2 separate regions of the Mus musculus genome follow, and region 1 is linked to region 2. A link is a contact called in ENCODE Hi-C or POLR2A ChIA-PET data. All regions are on one chromosome and are shown on one strand. Each heading gives the region's core, a stretch centred on a gene start or an enhancer-like site at or near the end of the contact. The rest is flanking DNA. Distances are from core to core; before and after follow the strand shown. Region 1 holds the start of Zic1 (zinc finger protein of the cerebellum 1). Region 2 holds the start of Rasgrf1 (RAS protein-specific guanine nucleotide-releasing factor 1).

What was found. Hi-C counts contacts between places; a loop is a spot of excess contacts on that map. ChIA-PET counts read pairs that join two places held with the same protein, here RNA polymerase II (POLR2A).
Region 1: a loop to region 2 is called in a map of ES-E14, with 4 times the contacts of the local background. The contact joins the promoter of Zic1 here to the promoter of Rasgrf1 in region 2. A Hi-C loop is called at or near these places in 1 of 37 maps with a recorded cell type or tissue (ES-E14). POLR2A ChIA-PET finds 5 or more read pairs at or near these places in 1 of 5 experiments (embryonic stem cell).

What each region holds. Positions count from the first base shown.
Region 1 is chr9:91,364,395-91,367,094 of GRCm38, reverse strand. It overlaps Zic1 (zinc finger protein of the cerebellum 1), which reads left to right and starts at 1,327. Exons shown (of 3, transcript NM_009573.4): 1 at 1,327-2,700. The coding sequence starts at 2,078. It also overlaps a transcript of Zic4 not described here.
Region 2 is chr9:89,908,387-89,911,086 of GRCm38, reverse strand. It overlaps Rasgrf1 (RAS protein-specific guanine nucleotide-releasing factor 1), which reads right to left and starts at 1,312. Exons shown (of 27, transcript NM_011245.2): 1 at 814-1,312. The coding sequence starts at 1,089.

The sequences.
Region 1 (2,700 bases), core at 78-2,577, 1.5 Mb before region 2:
GCGTTGGGAAATTTACAGTTTTACCTGAATGAAAGGGACTGGGATGGGAATGGGAGGGCAGAGTGAGCGAGTTGGGGGTGGGAGCAAGCCACACAACGGACCAGACCGGAGGGGAAAAAAAAGGAAAAAAAAATGAGGGGAGAGGGAGATCGGCAACAAGGTTTCCAAACTGCCATTAAAAACAGAAAACAAAACCCAATCCGACAAACCTCAGGAACCAGGAAAAGTTTAAGAGATCCATCCACCTGTGTTTGGGGGTGAGTGGGCATGCAGGAAGGAAGTCTGCAAAACTGAGGCTGTGAAAGACACCAAGAAATCACGTTTCTAGGAAAGAGCTTGCCCTCGCGCTCCCGAATCTTAAATTATAAACAGGAGAGAGGCCCGTCAAAAAGGAAGCAAACTTCAAAAGAAGCAAATAACAAAAGCTTCCTTTGCTGCCCGGGGGGGGGGGGGGGGGGGGGAGGGTGGAGAAGGGGAGGGAGGGAGAAAAGAAAGTTGCTGAGTCCGGACATTCTGGAAGTGCCTTTGGGGTGTTTCTCGGCTGGTCCCCCCCCAACTGCTGCTCTCGGAGACGCCGGGGGTCTCCAGTCTTTAAACGCTCTGCAGAGGTTTGAAGGAGAGTGGCTCAGGGATGGGGAGGCAAGGGGGGAGGGGAGTGGGGAGGGAAAGAAACAGAGGGAGGGGAGAAAGGGGGACATTAGAAGGAGGGAGAGGAAAGTGTGTGGCGGGGAGGGGGGAGAACATAGAACAAGAAGCAAAACCTAGAGAAGGAGGGGTAGGAGGCAGCGAGGAAGGGGAGGGAGGGAATGAGGGAGGGAGGGAGGAAGGTAAGGAGAGGGGGAGAGACAGGGAGAGGAGGGAGAGAGAGAGAGAGAGAGAGAGAGAGAGAGAGAGAGAGAGAGAGAGAGAGAGAGAGAGAGAGAGAGGAGAGGAGAAGAGAAGAGAAGAGAAGAGAAGAGAAGATGAGAGGGAAAAGAAATCGTGGCATTTTTTTCCTTCCGTGAGAAGAGGGGGAAAAAATTTGCTAGGGGGGAAAAAAAAGTTGCTACTCCTGGCAGCCCTGTTAGTCAAAAGGGGATGTCAAGCGCTTTACAATACCTGGGATTGATGAGGCGGGCGGGCCAATGAGCAGCGCGCGGCGCCACCGCGCGCCCTTCGTTGGCGCGGCGGCCCCGGGCGGGGTGTGTGGGGGGATTGCCGCCTCACCAATCCTCGCCCGCGTCGGTCGCACGTGACCCCTCCCCCTGCTCCCATTCATCAGGGGGGGGGGGGGACGACGACGGTGTCGTCCTTTCAATTCATTTATCTGCAGGAATGATTGCTGCTATCAGTCTCGCGCTCACCGCCCGGCTGAGGAGGTGAAAGTTTCTCCCCAGGAAGATAAACCGCAAAAGACAATATTGTGCATGATTTGCGCCTTTTCTTTTCTTTTTTCTCCCCCTCCTTTTTTTTTTTTTTTCAAAAAGCAGAGAGGGGGAAAAAGGGAGAGTTGAAGGATCGAGGAGGAGAGCCTGAGAGAGAGAGAGAGAGAGAGAGAGAGAGAGAGAGAAGAGAGAGAGAGAGAGAGAGAGAGAGAGAGAGAGAGAGAGTGAGAGAGAGAGAGACTGAGACTAGTGGAGAAGTGAGGAGGGGCGCGCTGCGCGAGGAGACAGGGCGAGCAGTGGCGGCTCTGGCGTTCACATTCCTCTATGCCACAAATCCGGGAAGAAGTTTTATTGGGGGGCTGAGATGTTCTATGCCTTTCCCCGGGCAGCCTTGATTCGAGGCCCTCTCGGCAGAGACTGAGCGGCGAGAAAGTGAGAGCCCGGCCCGCGCGGTTCGAGCGGCTGGCGCTGGAGCCCGCCTTCTACCGGCCGGCAGTCATCTCTCTTGCCTGCCTTTGGCCGGGCGGGTGCCGGCTAGCGCCTGGCCGTTGCCTGCTGGCTGAGACTTCGTTAGGTGGGTCGACTCCCCCTCCCTCCTCCTCTTCTTCCTCCTCTTCCTCCGCCTCCCGTTCCTCCTCCTCCTGATCTTCCCTCCTTGGCGGGCGAGGGTGGGGGGGGGCGGGGGAGGCCGGGGCTTGCCCCGTGCAGCCACGATGCTCCTGGACGCCGGACCCCAGTATCCCGCGATTGGTGTGACCACCTTTGGTGCATCCCGGCACCACTCGGCGGGCGACGTGGCCGAGAGAGACGTGGGCCTGGGTATCAACCCGTTCGCCGACGGCATGGGCGCCTTCAAGCTCAACCCCAGTTCGCACGAACTGGCCTCGGCTGGCCAGACAGCCTTCACGTCGCAGGCTCCGGGCTACGCCGCTGCTGCGGCCCTGGGCCACCATCACCACCCCGGCCACGTCGGCTCCTACTCCAGCGCTGCTTTCAATTCTACCCGGGACTTTCTGTTCCGCAACCGGGGCTTCGGCGACGCGGCGGCGGCAGCTAGCGCCCAGCACAGTCTCTTCGCTGCTTCGGCCGGCGGCTTTGGGGGCCCACACGGCCATACGGACGCCGCGGGCCACCTCCTTTTTTCTGGGCTTCACGAGCAGGCGGCTGGCCACGCTTCGCCCAACGTGGTTAACGGGCAGATGCGGCTAGGTTTCTCCGGGGACATGTACCCACGGCCGGAACAGTACGGCCAGGTGACCAGCCCGCGATCCGAGCACTATGCTGCCCCGCAGCTTCACGGCTATGGGCCCATGAACGTGAACATGGCTGCACATCA
Region 2 (2,700 bases), core at 63-2,562:
CAAGCGAATGAACGAGTGAGCGCAGCGCTACCGCGGCGACTGCAGCGGCCGCTGCGGCGCAAGGGGCGGGGGAGGAAAGAAGAACCCACTTGTCCCACTGCTTCGCAGCAGCCCTGGCCCTGGCCTCCGCGCATTTCAGCGTTTGTTTGTAAACCCTGGGGTTTGTTAGCCTGGCCAGAGCCAGCTGAAGCACATCATCACTAGATCACACAAAATAACGACTCCCCAGCCCCCCACCCCCACCCCAATTCCCTAACTCGGCCAGGCTAGCGCAGATTATAATTCTCCCCTAGCTGCGTGAGACAGGGGACCGCGACGCTTCGACGTCTGTCTCACCCTTTCCAAGCCTAAGTGTAAGGAATTTCACATTTCGGGCAGAAGATGGGGACTATCAAGGATGGGGGTGAGGGTGGGGGTTGGGATGGGGCTAGGGGCACCATTTTAAGTCGGACGGTGATGAAATTCCTTGCCCGAGTAGGTCCTTTGGACCCCATCTTCATCTCTATCTCCAAGTTTCAGGCTTCCTGTCCCCGCCACCACCAACACCCCCCCCCCGCCACTCCTACGGGGTTTACCCTGCCAAGGGCGGTCGCAGCTGGTAGCGGCGCCCTACCCGCAGTCCCTGCCTCCTCTGCCCGCACTAGGGTCACCCTCCCAATTTGGTCCAGCCGGTCCTTCCCGCGAAAGATGCTGAGACGCCCTGAATTCTTAGAGGAGAGGGTCAAAGTTCTGTCCCCAAAGCTGGATGGAAGGCCCTGAACCCTCAAAGGCCTTAGCAGGGGCGCGGGAGGTCGGGACGCGGCGCTCCCTCACCTGTTTCTCGCCGGACTCCTTGGAGGAGGTCCCTCGCTTGGGGGAGGGCGCGCGTTTACAGATACTTCCCTCGAGCAGGTAGAGCCCCGAGGGCCGAGGGCTGGAGTCGCTTTCGAAGTAGAAAAGCAGGTTCTGGAGCAGGGCAAACCACTTGGTTTGCCATTTTGGGTTGTCCGCACTCCTCTTGCTCAGGTAGCCTTTGCGCGTGCCGTCCTTCTGTGCCAGCAGTCCCAGGGTCACGACGTGGCCATCGTTAAGCCGGATGGCTTTCTGCATGATGCTAGAAGGCCTGAGAGACTGCTACGCACTTACATCTCAGAGAGGCATCCGAATGCCCCTCGTCGGTGCGCGCTCTGCCGTTCTCTGGCGCTCTCTGAATCGCTCCCTCGCTCTCCCTCGCGCGCGCTCTCTCTCTCTCTCTCGCTCCCCCGCCCTCCCTCGCTCTCTCACACCCCGCCCCCTTCAAGATCTACACTTTGAGATCGGGCGCCGTGCTCGCTCCTAGCTGGACCCTTCCTGGCTGGAACCTCTTCTCTCCGCAGAGCCGCGGGGGCCCCTGGGGATGTTGCACGACCCTCCCTCAGCTAACTGAGGGGAGGGCGGTCTGCGCGAGGGCTGGGGGCAGCAGGCGGAGTCATATGACGCCAATCCCTCGAAGAGCCCGTTTCAGCAGCGCGGACAGGGACACACGCACGCAGCCCCGCCGAGGCGCAGAGCCGCACGCAGGCTGCACCTTGGCGCCTCCTCCCCTCCCCGGACACACACACGCAAACACACGCACACACGCAAACACACACATACACACACACACACACACACACACACACACACACACACGCACGCACACGCACACATACACGCCTACCCCTCCCTCCTTGTTTTCCTCTTCTCTACTTCGGGTGTTCTAAGCCAAATCAGATCAATTTTCGTTCAAGCCAATGGCACCCCGGAGGCTCGCCTCCTCGGAGTTTGTGTTCTTTGCGCCCCGCCGCGGCGCACCTTAGACCTAGGGTCGGCCCCATTTGTCGTTTTTCTCTCCTACAGCTTTCTCTCACCTTCTTTCCCTACTTTATTTTTCTAATTCAAGGTGGATGGAGGAAGGTGGATAGTAAAAGGGATGCACTAGTTTGTTCATAACCGTTCGAGTCTGTTTTTTTTTCTCTATTCCTCGCGGCTTCGCCGGCGACACGAGAATAAAAGGGGTGAACTTGGGTGGGAAGAGGTGACCGCTCCATTTTGAGCATTGCCATAATAACCGGTGTCACCCCATAAACCCCAAGGTCTGGCTGGCAAGCCACTGGTGGGAGTTTTCAGCAAATATCCCAGAAGCCTGAAGGCGGGCTTCAAACACAGGCGCCTGGGACCATGGGAGCCTTCACATAGCTGCGCTGGCGCAATGATACCTTAATGATAGATTTTCCGTTCTTATTTTTAGCTTCAATTCGCCTACACAGTTACACGGCATTTATTCGAGAACGTCACAGCGCCCGCATGCTGCACCGGCAGAGCGCGCGGGCTGCCGGGCCAGCCGGGTTCTGGTGCGGGGAGCGCGCATCGCCGTCTGCCGCAGAGGGCAGCGGCCTCGTTGAAACCGGGAACGGCGCCCGGCGCTGACAGTTTGCAGCCGGGACGGGTGTCCTCGCAGCTCTCTGGAGAGAGAAAAACACACACACACACACACACAAAACAACACCATCTTTCCTCACAGAACCGCGAGAGCCCTTCCCCCTTTAGAAACACACACACACACACACACACACACACACACACACACACACACACACACCATGCACCATAGTCTGGAATGGAGCTATTCCAGTTCAGGGCATAGTGGCCCAGGCCCGTGTTCCTAAATGATGTTAATTTTTCTTCCTCGGGTAATCAAAA